Regions from separate parts of the Homo sapiens genome. Here regions 1 and 3 are each linked to region 2. Evidence: chromatin contacts called from ENCODE Hi-C data. All regions are on one chromosome and are shown on one strand. Each heading gives the region's core, a stretch centred on a gene start or an enhancer-like site at or near the end of the contact. The rest is flanking DNA. Distances are from core to core; before and after follow the strand shown.

Region 1 (4,160 bases), core at 1,496-3,995, 2.1 Mb before region 2:
CTAAAAAATAAATTAAAATATTTCCTTGGGCCTTGGACAAGATGCCTATGTACTTAATGGATAAATCAACTCCGGCGGTGTTAACTTTTCTTGCTTGTATACTTTTTTTTCTTTTTTCTTTTCTTTTTTTTTTTTTTTTGAGATGGAGTCTCACTGTGTTTCCCAGGTTGGAGTGCATGGGCGCAATTGCAGCTCACCGCAATCTCTGCCTCCTGGGTTCGAGCGATTCTCCTGCCTCAGCCTCCTGTGTAGCTGGAATTACAGGCACGTGCCACCATGCTCGGCTAAATTTTTGAATTTTTAGTAGAGATGGGGTTTCACCATGTTGGCCAGGTTGGTCTTGAACTCCTGACCTCAGGTGATCCTCCAGCCTCGGCCTCCCAAAGTGTTGAGGTTACAGGCTTGAGCCACTGTGCCCAGCCTGATGTATACATTTTTGTCATGGGCATACATTTGTGATGAACAGTTGGTTCCTAGGGCAGGCACATCACTCTTCAGCTGATCTACAGCACATATTAACGGCCACATCAATGAAGGCCATTTATGAATTAATAGAACAGGTATAACAATATTATGGATCCCGGTGGGTGAGGGCTCAGACTAGTGATCACTTCCGATTGGCTGAATGCATTTGTGGTCTGATTAGGCTGAATGTGATGGGGATGGAGTGCACAGCAATGCTTACTTCTGATTGGCTGAATACGCTTGCTGTCTGACTGGCTGGAATGTAACAGGACGGCACTAAAGAGCACTGCTCACCTCCGATTGACTGAATGCACACGTGGTCTTGTTGGCCTAAGTGTTAGCCAGAGACCCACAGACTGCAGGCTGAAGAACCAACCCTCTCATGAAATCATGGTGGTTGTATCAGAACAGAAACTTCTCATTTGTGTCGATAAATCTCTAGCATAAAATGTCGCCAGTGCAATTCTGTCTGTAAAGGTAGTGGAAATCCACGAGCGTTTATGTTGCACAGATGACCTCAGACCTGTCCTCCACAGAATGTAAGCCTCCAGAGTGTAAGCATCTTGCCCTCACTGACTGTCTGGATGCTGCCTTGGGGACCAACAGCCTTTGCAGGCCTGGGGCTGGGTCCGACTTCAACTCCTGGTGGATCTGGGCTGCCAGAGCTCAGCGGGTGGGAGAGAGCTCCACGTTCAGCTCCATCGTACCCCCTTTCCCATGCCCCCAAAGCGCCTCTCTGGCTTTTCCTGAAAAGTCCCACACTGAGGCTCTGGAACTCTGCCATTGTAGGTGGAGCAGGGTAAGTGTAGACCACGGGAATTTTCAAATATTCAGGAAGAAGTAGCCCAGCTTAAATAGCCATGAGGCTTAAGAGTGGGTCTGAAGGTGCGCCCCGGACCAGCAACATCAGCATCAGCATCAACAGAGGACTTGCTAGAAATGCAGATCCTCAGCTCTCACCCCAGACCTGCGAATCACAGCCTCAGGGAGGCCCGGGAATCCTTGTTTCAACAAGCGCTCCGGGGGACGCCGATGCACGCTCAGGGGTGGGGACCTGCGCTCTGTAGGGTACCTTCCCTGAGAACACAGTTTTTTCCTTCCTTTGGAGGAGGATTTTCTGTGACAGCTTTGCTGACCCGCACTCCCCGCAAACAGGCTCCCGGGCCGGCTCTAGCCCAGACAGACAGGCCCTAAGACCCCATCGGCGGCGGCGCACCGGGGGTCCCACTAGCCCAGGAGAGCTGAGAATCCCGCTATAGCGTCCCCTTTTAGCGCTCTCCACCAAGCCGAATAGGTCAAAATCCTTTAAGCGTTTTGGCCTTGACTTCTCTTACTGAGGCGGCAGCGATAGCTAACCTGTTGTTTAAGAAGCTCCCAAGGCCGCGCTGCCGCGCTGTGACCACGCATCGGAGGGAACACGTTTTCCTGCGGACGGTGGATCCCGGGTCGCGGCGCGCGCTCCGCAGCCTCCCCGCGCGGCCACTAGATGGCGCTGTTGCACTTTCCTATCGGCTCCCGGGGCGCGCCCGCCTCCTGGCTTCCCGCGGTCCCACCAGAGTCCCCGAAGTGTAAAAACAACGTGCCGCTGTGAGCCGAGGCCGGTCTCACTGAGATGCCCGGGAAACGATGTGCAGCCAGGAGGCTTGGCCGAGAGGGAACGCTGACTGCGGGACTGTGGCTGCAGAGCCTCTCAGGGCTTTACACGTCTCCCTCTCCACGCCCCGCACGCTGCCCCCACTGAAGCCCAAGCCCCTTGGGGTGGCAGAGTAGGACTGCAGGGCTGGGCATGTGCGTGAGGGGTCTGCGGTCGCTGAGGGAGCAGAGCAGGGACGGCAGGGTCGGGCCGGGGCCGAGGAGACGCTGGCTGCAGGGGGCTGCGGGACACACGCAGCAACCACGGCCTTTCCAGCAGCAGTCTCCTTGGAGGATGAGGCCGTAATGGCGATAGTAATAAACACAGGGCGGCAATGAGAACAAACGCACTGAGCCCTCACTGCACCCCTACTAGGGAGGGACTGTGGTGTCCCCAGTACACAGGTGGGGAAGTGGAGGCAGGATTCCAAACCAGGCCTCTGATTCCAGGGCCTCCTTGCCCCAAGCCAGAGACCCCAAGGTCTGCAGTAGAGGTCCTAGGAGCTGTGGTGTCCCGATTGAGGGGGCTGCCCCAGCCTGGGGCCTTCTTGGGATGTGTCTCTCCTCATTGGCTCCAGGGGCAAGGAGGAGCCACGGGACCCAGGATTCCCGACTGTTCCACCCAAGGCCCCACCTCCTCCCTCAGCGCAGCTTTGCAGGCGCTGGGGCTCCCAAAGGACGGAGCTTTGAATCCACCTGGGAGGCTTAAGAGAAAGTGCTGAGTCCCCCATGCCCTACCCCTGAGACTGCTGACAGGCATCGCTGAGGGCTGCAGCTTTGGAATCGGGCATCTTCTGAGGAAGAGAAAGGCACCACAGCCACGGCACAGAAGACTAGGTGAGGGCAGTGGGAAACCTCTGCACCAGGGCAAGCGGTCGGCCAGAGCCGACGTGTCCATAGGGACCAGATGGAGAGGGGGAGGTGGATGAACATGAAATACGAGTGCAGGAAATTGCTGTGTAGACAGCACCCCTGGAGCTGAGCGAGGCTCCCGGCAGGGTCTCCTCTCAGTGACTGGCGCTCCGCTCACCTAATTGCTCAATCTGGGATGCCTGGGAGCTGCCCTCGCCGCTTTCTTGCTGCGTGTTCTCGGGCAAATGCTTCAACGAGCCCCTCAAGACCACCCCTCAAATGCCCCGCTCCTCAAGCCTCCCTCAGCTCTTGCTTTAGTGTTCCAGAAACACACTCTAATTCAGGTTTCTGGTTTTACTTTCTCATAGGGCTCTGTGTTAGGGCGTTCGTGTATTGTTAGAAAGAAATACCTGCAGCTGGATAATTTACAAACAGAATGAGTTTAATTGGCTCACAGTTCTGCAGGCTGTAGCGCATGGTACCAGCACCTGCCTCTGGGTGGGGGCCTCAGGAAGCTTCCAATCATGGCGGAGGGCGGGGGGTGGGGTGGGAAGCCAGCATCACAGGCGAGAGCAGGAGCAAGAGAGAGGGAGAGTGTCACACACTGTTAAACAACCAGGTCTCAAAGAGTCACCCACTGTGGTGGGGACAGTACCAAGCAGGCCATACCCCCGGGATCCGCCCCCATGGCCCAAACACCCCCCACAGGACCCACCTGCGACATTGGGGTTTACACTTCAACATGAGATTTGGAGAGACAAACAGCCAAATTATATCAGCCCCCCCAGTTTACTGCCTTAAGATTTTTTTTTTTTTAATTTAAGAGATGGGGTCTCACTCTGCTGCCCGGGCTGGAGTACAGTGGTGCAATCAAAGCCCGCTGTAACCTTGAATTCCTGGGCTCAAGCGAGCCTCCTGCCTCAGCCTCTCTAGTAGCTGGGACTACAGATGCGGGACACCACATTCAGCTAATTAACTACTTTTTTTTTTTTTTTTTTTAAGAGATAGGATATCACCATGTTGCTAAAGCTAGTGTTTTAGATCTTTTTGAACTTCTCCCTTACAGCTTTTAACAGTTTGTTATGACCCATCTACTGGTGTGATTTTTGGCCTGTCTCTCTGCCTCCCCCTCCTCCTCCTCCCTCTCCTCTTCCTCCCCCTTCTCCTCCCCGCTCTTCTCTTCCCCCCTCCTCCTCCTCCTCCTCCATTTT
Region 2 (3,879 bases), core at 1,367-3,866:
GCCAGCACTTTCCTCCCCCTCAAAAGGAGAGCAGATAAAAGACAAAAAGAAAGAGGTGGTGGTCATTGGGTCTGTGCGGTAAGGATCACAGACCAAACCAAATTCTAAAAGTCCACAGCCACTAAACTTTAAAATGGCCGGGTGGCCTCGGTGGGGGAAGGTGAAGGAGAAGCTAGATCAGTTTGGGGGAAAGAGATATGGAAGTTTTGCCCCTGCCTTGGAGGCTCTTCCCCAACCTTTGATAACAGGTATCTCTGCTTTGGCTTGGGGTCTAGGGAGCCCCAGGAGGATGGGCAGGCAAGGCATTCGTTCTGGGCACATCTGAGCCCTTCCAAGGGGCTGGGCACCACAGGCTTCTGTCCTACAGCCACGTTTCCTACAATGGGGCCCAGGGCTGGGCCGAGTCAGCCACGATCCCAGACACTAAGATTTGGTCAAAAGCAGGGCACTTAAGCTCACACTCAGAGACTTGGGTACAATTGTGCCCCTTCCAAACTAAGAAGGGCACGATGGCACCCACTGATGTCTCCTGGCAACGCCAAGACAGCCCACACTTCATCTTGTGCTCTGGCACCGCCACCACCCTCTCCCTCCCCACCAAACCTACACGCCAGATCGATCCCCCTTGCCAGGAGAGCCTCAAGCTGAGAGGAGGAAACAGAGGAGGGGGCGAGAGGCCAAGGGATCCGTGAGGCCACCTCTCTGGTCATCCGGGCCGGCCTCTGGCCCCCAGCGACCCTGGCCAAGCAGGACCAGCGGTGGGAAGGGGCACGGCAGCTATCGTCCGCAGGGGGTCAAATGATTGCATTTGGGTGGGTGCTCGCCGACATATTTGCTGAGTAAACCTCCCTCGCTGGGCTGAAGGCGAATCCCCGTTGATAAATCCATCATTACCGTTCGGATTCAGGGAGGCAGCCGCGCCACTAAATTCATCTTACATTCGTAGCGCTTTAATAGACATTTATGAAATGCTTTTAGAGAGAGGCATGGGGTGCGTGATTACATCCTAGTTATAGACAGAACATAAAGACCCACGTTAACACCCATTTGCAGGAAGGAAGGAAAAGGTGGGGAGGGGGTGGTAAGGCAGAGAGATGAAGTGAGGAGAGGCAAGGAGAGATGGGGCGGGCAGGGGCACGGTGTCTAGGCGTTATTAACGAGGGCTGCCTGGCGGGAGCCTCGGAAAGTGACAGGCTGCGGAGAGAAGTACTCGCTCCCCTCGCAGTTCCTGGGGCTTCCCTTCCCTTGCCCCCCACCCACAATCCCCCCGTGGTGGGCTCGTATTCTCTCTGCCAGGGAACAAGGGACGCCGCACTGCCTCCGCCGACCCTTCTGTCCCTCCAACCCCCACTGCTTCTTCACTTTATTCCAGGCCTCTCCAACTTCGACCCTTTGGAGTGGCCAAACCAGAAAGAGAAGGGAGGGAGTCCCCGCATGCCGAGGACCCCAAGAACTCCTTTAAAGCATCCTCTTCACCCCACCTCACCCCCAACCCAGAGAGCAACAGAGCTGGGCCAGGTTCCTGCAGCAGAAAGCAGACGCCCAGGCCACCGGGCGGAGTACATCTGCTTGCTCAGAGGGTTCCTTGGCCTGGCAGTCTTTGCGGAAGGACCCCCTGCTCTGCGCCAGGAGGAAGCCATGCCACTTTCGCGCCTTCCATCATCTCGTGCCTGGGAACTTGCCCTGGACTTGCCCCGCGCCCCCCGACCTCATCCTCAGGGAGCTGCTCCTGTAGGGATGCCTGGGCCTCCAAAGGGCCTAACGCCTTCCTGAGGGCCCCATTAGCTTCGCCTAGAAGCCCAGTCCCCGAGCTTTGCCGGCTCTGCGCGCGCTCTCACCGCGCCCTCGCTCCCCCGGGACGCAGCCACCGACCCGGGCCGGGACAGCAGCCGGCAGGACTCCGGGCCCTCCCTGGCTCTTGGTAAAGAACACTTCCGCTATCTCAAAGTTGCCATAAGAAAATAAATACAAGTGACATTGTACTGGGCCAAAGCTCATTAGTTCGTTGTCCAGGCCTAATAAAGGAACAGAAGCGCAAATTATAGAGTTCAGCTTCAACACACGCTCTGTCACCCGAGATCAGCGCACCGCGAGCCTGATTCCAATTGCTCCGAACTTGCAGCGCAGTTCGCCCCCCACCCCCTCCTCTCAAGCAGGAGGTTGGGTGGAAAAATATAGTTCCAAAGGGGGTAATGATCAAGCTTTTCCTCTCGGAAGCCTGCGCCACCTCATTTCCCATCAGTAATCCCAATAAAATTAACGTCGTGGCTGCAATTGAAAAGAGGAGGGCCCGCAACACTCCTGAAATAACACACTCTCCCCAGCAAAAGGTAAAAAGCAAAACGGCCCTTTGTTCAGCTAATTAACGAAGGCCCAACTCCGAAAGCAGATGTGTTTGCTTAGCTAATCACAAGCATGTTTCTTTCAAGGAACGTCATTTCGAGGGGGCCGCTCCGGGGGAGATGGGATAGAGGGACACCACCCCCCAGGCCCATTCTGCCTCGGGTCTCTCACCCCGGTCTAAGATCCAGAGGCTGAATCCAGGCAGCCCGTCTTTCACACCTTTCTTCCCCTCAGCCCTACCCCAGAGGCCCCATAGGCAGAGACTTCAGCGCTAGCCCCAAGGCCAAACCTGCAAGACACGAGGGGGAGAAAAATAAAAGTTTTAATGACACAGATGCCATATTAAATGAGGCAGTTTTACAATTCACTTTGAATAGGACGCTAACTTATTACAAGTGTGTTATCAGAAGGACGATAAGATTTACAACTCCAAGAGTCAGCTTTGCGCCTTAATGACAATGGATGTTAAGAGGAGGAAATCTGTTCTCTATTAGAGGAGATGAGAATCCCTTCCCGGGTTTGGGGGCATTTACAGAGGCCTCCAGGACAGATACCAAGCCCTTTGTGTCTCTGTATGAAAGATTCTCTCTTTCCCCTTTGGCTATGAAATAGGGTCTCCTTGTTGGGTTAGCACCTTGCTCAGCTTTTTACCGTGTGCTTGGGATAGAAAAAACAGAAGGAAAACGAGATAGAATTGGGGATGGAGATAGAGGTGGGGTGGGGAGCGGTTCTTAGCCCTCTGGTTCCTCCAGTAGTACTACTTCCCGGTCTTTCTTTACCATACAAAAAATAGCTTTCCCCTAAACCAACACAGTAAGCAAACTTTAAAAAACTGAGGTCCTATTACAAACCAACGCCCAGCACTAACTGCTTTAAAATTACTGCATAATTAGATTTAGTTGAATTTCACCATTAATTAGGCAGCCGCACTGCAGGGAGCCTTTGAAATCTGAGAAAATGGGAAAAATCATCTGAAGCACGTTTTTTAAGCCCAACTTCAATAAATCTTGACGAGGCCTGGAATTCAGAGAGTATCCCAGGCGGCTGAGGGAGAGGGTTGTCCAGGCCGGGGCTGGGGATGGAGCTGGACGTGGCGGGGCGATATCCCATCCGCCCGAGAAGGGAGCCTGGGCCCGGATCCACTATCTCTGCAGAGGCCCTCAGAAGACCCTCTCTAGGAGGCCAGGTCTGTCCCACGGCCGCCCTTGCCCACTCTCAAACCTATTAGAGAAAGAGGGTCCTCCGCTGCAGTCGCTCTCCTGCCAGGGGCACAGTCCACGCGGGCTCACACATTTCTAGGGTCTGCGACCACCCGCCTGGAACCGGCCCTCAGCCCCTGCTAGACCCTCCCACCCCCCAATCAACCCTCCGCCCGGAAAGCCTCCTTTCCCACAACTTGGGCGTGCAAAAGCAGCAAGTTCTGCCCAAGTCCAGCGGGGTTCGCATTCCGCCCTCCCCACCGCGCCCCAGCTCCGCTCGGGCCCGCGCAAACCCCGGCGCAGCCCCTGCATTAATGAGCGCGAGAACTGACCGAGG
Region 3 (3,813 bases), core at 887-3,386, 2.3 Mb before region 2:
AGCGTACGACACCTCTCGCCAGGGACGGGCGTCTAGGTGTCCCCGTGAGGCGGCGACTACACCCCGCGCTGCGAGCACGTGTGTCGGAATGCACGTCGGCTCCGACCACACACCCACCAACGCACACTCGGATGCGGCCCTAGTACCCCTCCATCCCCCGGCCCGGGAGAAACTGGGAGACCATCCCAGAGCCCTCTGAACTGGGGACCCAGTGGCGCTCCCCGGAAGAGACAAGCTGAGGAAGACTCCCGGCCTCGCACTTCCCGGGGGGCTGCCCAGAGAGCGCTTCCCCTCACCCCACCGCCCAGCCCCGGGACGCCGGGGGCAGGTAACCCAACGAGGAGCGGGCCAAAGTGACGGGCAAGGCCAGGAACCCGAGGAGCCCGAGGGGCAAAAGCACGTTGGGCGACGGGAGGCAGCGACGGGCGCTTGGAGACGTGTCCTGGGGCTTCGGGGCCTCTCCGCAGGGCACCTCCCCCCTCGAGGGCAACTCGCACCCCGCGGGCCGGGCGGCTGCCCGCTCCCCACTGCCCGGTCAGCCCCAGCAGCGGAGACGCGGTGCGGCCCAGGGTGCTGTCGCTGCTGCCTGCGCGCCGCAGGGGATCAGCGCTGTGTGCGGAGAGGCTCTTGCGCATGGAAGGGGCGAGGTGCGGGTCGCGGGGCCCGGGAACCGCGGAGCCCGCCCCGGCACCAACTTCCCTACCGAGTCCTCGCGCCTAGCCGGGAAACACGGCTGGGCTGTCAGGACGGAGAAAGAGAAAAGCCCTTCCCGCGCGGGGATGCGCGGAGCCAGGGCCCGCGGGGCTCCAGACGAACGAGCCCGGGTCCCGGGTCCGCTGCAGCCTCCCTCCCGGCAGAGCCGCCCTGCGCCCCACCCCGCCGCTCCCGAGCCCGGGGGCCCGACAGCTGCGACGGTGGCAACTCGGGTTTCGCAAACAGGGCGCAGCCCCTCGGAGGAAAAGTTCCCGCAGTGGCCGCGGGCGGCGGGCACATACTCACTTTCTCCACTCGTCGGCCAGAGCGAGAGCGCGGCGGAGAGAAACAGGAGCCCCCACAGCGAGGTCGGGGACCCTCCTCCGGAGCCAGACTTCATTCCTTTTATTTGGGATGAAATTCCCCTTTCTCAAAAAAAAAAAAAAAAAAAAAAAAGAAAAGAAAAGAAAAAAAGGAAATGAAAGGAAACAAGTCTCAAACTCAGTCTTCGCTCCCCCTCCAAAAACAAGGGCGAAGGAAACAATACTCCGAAGGCGGCGCCGCCGGGGCCCTCCGGGTGCGCGGACGGGGCGGGCGGCGCGGGGCGGCCCCTCAGCGCCGGCAGCAGCGGCCCAGGGCTCGGCGGAGTCGGGAACCCGAGGCGCGCCGGGGCGGGCTGTCGGCGTCGTCGGCCTCCATTTTCAAACCCGGAGAGGCAGGAAGGGGGGAAAACTGCAAAGAAAGGGGGCAAAGCCCAAATCTGCCTAGGCGAGGAAAAACAAGCCCGGCCCTGGCCGCGCGGGAGGCGGCCGGACGCCCGAGCTTCCGCCGCGGGAGGGCGCGACGCAGTTCGCAAGATCGCCCCGAAGTCCGGGTCACAGGCGAGGCCGGCGAGGGGCAGAAACGCGGAGTCAAAATGAATGAGCGGCTCCCCCTCCTCCTCCTCCTCCTGGCTCCGCTCGCCGCCGCCTCCTCCCTCAGCGCCGCCGCCGCCGCGGCGAGCTCCTTCCCAAATCCAGGACACACACAAAGCGGCGGGCCGGCCGCGCCGCGCTCAGCACTCCCGCCGCGCCGCCCGGCTCTGCGCCGCCGCCCGCCCCGCGCCGGCCCCCGCCCGGCCCCCGCCCGCCGCCGCCTGCTCTGCGCGGGGGCTCCGGCTCGCTGAAGGTCACAGCCGAGGCGAGGCGCGCCGTGGAGCTGCCCCCGCGCGGGAGGGGCGTGGAGGGCGCGGGGGGATCCGGGGAGCGGGGCCGAGGGTCTGCGAGCGCCGGCCGTGGGCAGGCTCGCTGGCGGCGTCCCTCTCGCTCTCCCGCCTCTCTCGAGTTCGCCTGGTGCGCTCGCTCCTCCTCGGGTTTTTTCCCTTTTTTTTTCCGCTCAGCGGAGTTAATGCTGGTAAACAAGAGCCCCAGCCTCGCCGCGCCGCCGCCGCCGCTGCCACACACTGGGGGCTCGCGCGCGCGCGCGCGCCCTGGCCCGCGCACACGCGCCCGCTCGCACACTCGAGCGGCCACCGCCGCAGCAGCGGCGCGCCGAGGGCCCGGCCCAGGCCGGCGCGCGCAAAAAACCGGAGCCCGGTTCCCCAAGACGTGCGGAGCGGAGCCCGGGCGTGGGGCGCGAGACTGCGAGGCGCCGCCCCCATCTCCCGCCCCACCGCCTCCCGCGCGCACACAGAGACACGCGCGCGTGCCCACCCGCTCCCGCCCCCACCGCACTGCGCCGGCCACCCCGCACGCGCCCTCCCCTCCCGCCCGACTCCAAAAACAATGCCCCCGCCGCCGGTCCGGTCTCGGCGGGGCAGGGGTGGGTAGCCAGGGAAAGGCTAGGCAGGGGAGGGGTGGGCAGGAGAGGGGAGGGGTGGGCGGGGAGTGCGGGGCTGGGAGAGGTTCATTGAAAACAACAACAGCGCGGCTGGAAAGCGCGTTTCCCCGGTTCTTGAAAAGCTTCATTGTTTCTTGCAGCTGTTGCAAAATAAATAAATGCGTGCATGCGGCATTTTTTTCGCTGCGTACTGGAAAGCCCGAACGTGGCGGAAGGGGCGCACCTGGGAGAAAGGGGACCCCCCCCCCAGGCTACTACGCCGGGCACTTTCACGCCAGGCTGGGGTGCCCGCGGCGTTGCGACCGTGGAGCCCGGAGTTTGGGGGCTCAGGGGGAGCGGAGGGGGAAGGGCGCGGCCCGTGTGGCTCGGCCCAGAGTGGCTCGAGGAGAGAGGACCCCGCCGCCCCTCGCGGGCCCCGCGCCCCGGAAGGGGGGCCCAGACAGGCAGCGCCGCGTGCCCCGGGCGCGTCCCCGCGGCGGCCGCCAGAGGGCGCGGCGGGCGCTGGGGAGGGCAGCCCGCGGAGAGTCGCCTCCCTCCCTCCGGGGGAGGAAATGTGGGGGCCCGGGCTGGGGGCCGACTCGGCTGGGTCGCGCTGGCGTGGCCTCCCGGACCAGCCGCCCGCCCTGAGCGCTCTCCGCGGCCTCGCGCAGCTCAGGGCTCCACCACGTGGGCGGCTGCGGGGAGCGGCCGGGGCGCGTGCACGCTGCGGGTCTCCGAAGCTCGGGGGGCGTGTCCGGGTCCCGGGGCGCCGAGGAGGGGGTGGAGGCTGGGGCCGGGAAGCCTCCCTTGGCCGCGGTCCCGACCCGGGAACACGCCGCATGCACTCGGGATCAGCGGCTACTGCGGAAACCCACCCGCACCTGTCTCGGGTCCTCCCAGGCACGTTCCTCTTGCTTCGTTTGCTACGTAAGTGACTGGAAACCAGTACCGACCCTAAGTCTCCGCGGTTGTTTTCTTGAATGTGCAGGAGGAGAGGTTTCCCCAAAGCGAGACTCCCCTAGGACTGCCATCTAATGAATAAATGCTGCGGAGACCAGGTCCTCAAAGAGGGAAACAGCCCAGCAGTGGCAGGAGAGAGGAGTTTGAAATACGTGGACTTTTACAAACAGTGATTGGACCATGTGTCGCCCTTAATGTGGTCCGGTTTCATGACTCAGGCTAATTGATGCCAGTAATAAATTTTTTTAAGATAGCTAATAAAAGAGTTGTGAATTGTCGAGATAAGAAGTGGTTGTCTCAAACAATCGGGTAGGATGGTAGAAGGGACCTGATGTAAAGGAAGGTAGTAGGTTTCTTTTACTC

The links. Hi-C counts contacts between places; a loop is a spot of excess contacts on that map. Pooled maps may share reads with other maps.
Region 1: a pooled map shows a loop between it and region 2 (2.0-fold over the local background). The contact joins the promoter of LINC02351 here to the promoter of SCDAL in region 2. A Hi-C loop is called at or near these places in 1 of 168 maps with a recorded cell type or tissue (HCT116), 1 of 37 single-sample maps with no recorded cell type and 4 of 50 pooled maps.
Region 3: a map of gastrocnemius medialis shows a loop between it and region 2 (11-fold over the local background). The contact joins the promoter of IGF1R here to the promoter of SCDAL in region 2. A Hi-C loop is called at or near these places in 2 of 168 maps with a recorded cell type or tissue (gastrocnemius medialis and prostate gland), 2 of 37 single-sample maps with no recorded cell type and 9 of 50 pooled maps.

The regions. Positions count from the first base shown.
Region 1 is chr15:98,419,583-98,423,742 of GRCh38, reverse strand. It overlaps LINC02351 (long intergenic non-protein coding RNA 2351), which reads left to right and starts at 2,745. Exons shown (of 3, transcript NR_146567.1): 1 at 2,745-2,934. RefSeq lists enhancers at 1,011-1,586, 1,790-1,899, 2,164-2,739.
Region 2 is chr15:96,341,634-96,345,512 of GRCh38, reverse strand. SCDAL (stem cell derived angiogenic lncRNA) reads right to left here and starts at 2,616. Exons shown (of 2, transcript NR_198964.1): 1 at 2,515-2,616; 2 at 1-948. RefSeq lists enhancers at 3,113-3,632, 3,633-3,879.
Region 3 is chr15:98,646,862-98,650,674 of GRCh38, reverse strand. It overlaps IGF1R (insulin like growth factor 1 receptor), which reads right to left and starts at 2,136. Exons shown (of 21, transcript NM_000875.5): 1 at 1,000-2,136. The coding sequence starts at 1,093. IRAIN (IGF1R antisense imprinted non-protein coding RNA) reads left to right here. Exons shown (of 1, transcript NR_126453.2): 1 at 1-3,813. RefSeq lists silencers at 2,112-2,381, 2,752-2,811, 2,872-3,341, 3,352-3,401 and an enhancer at 3,413-3,813.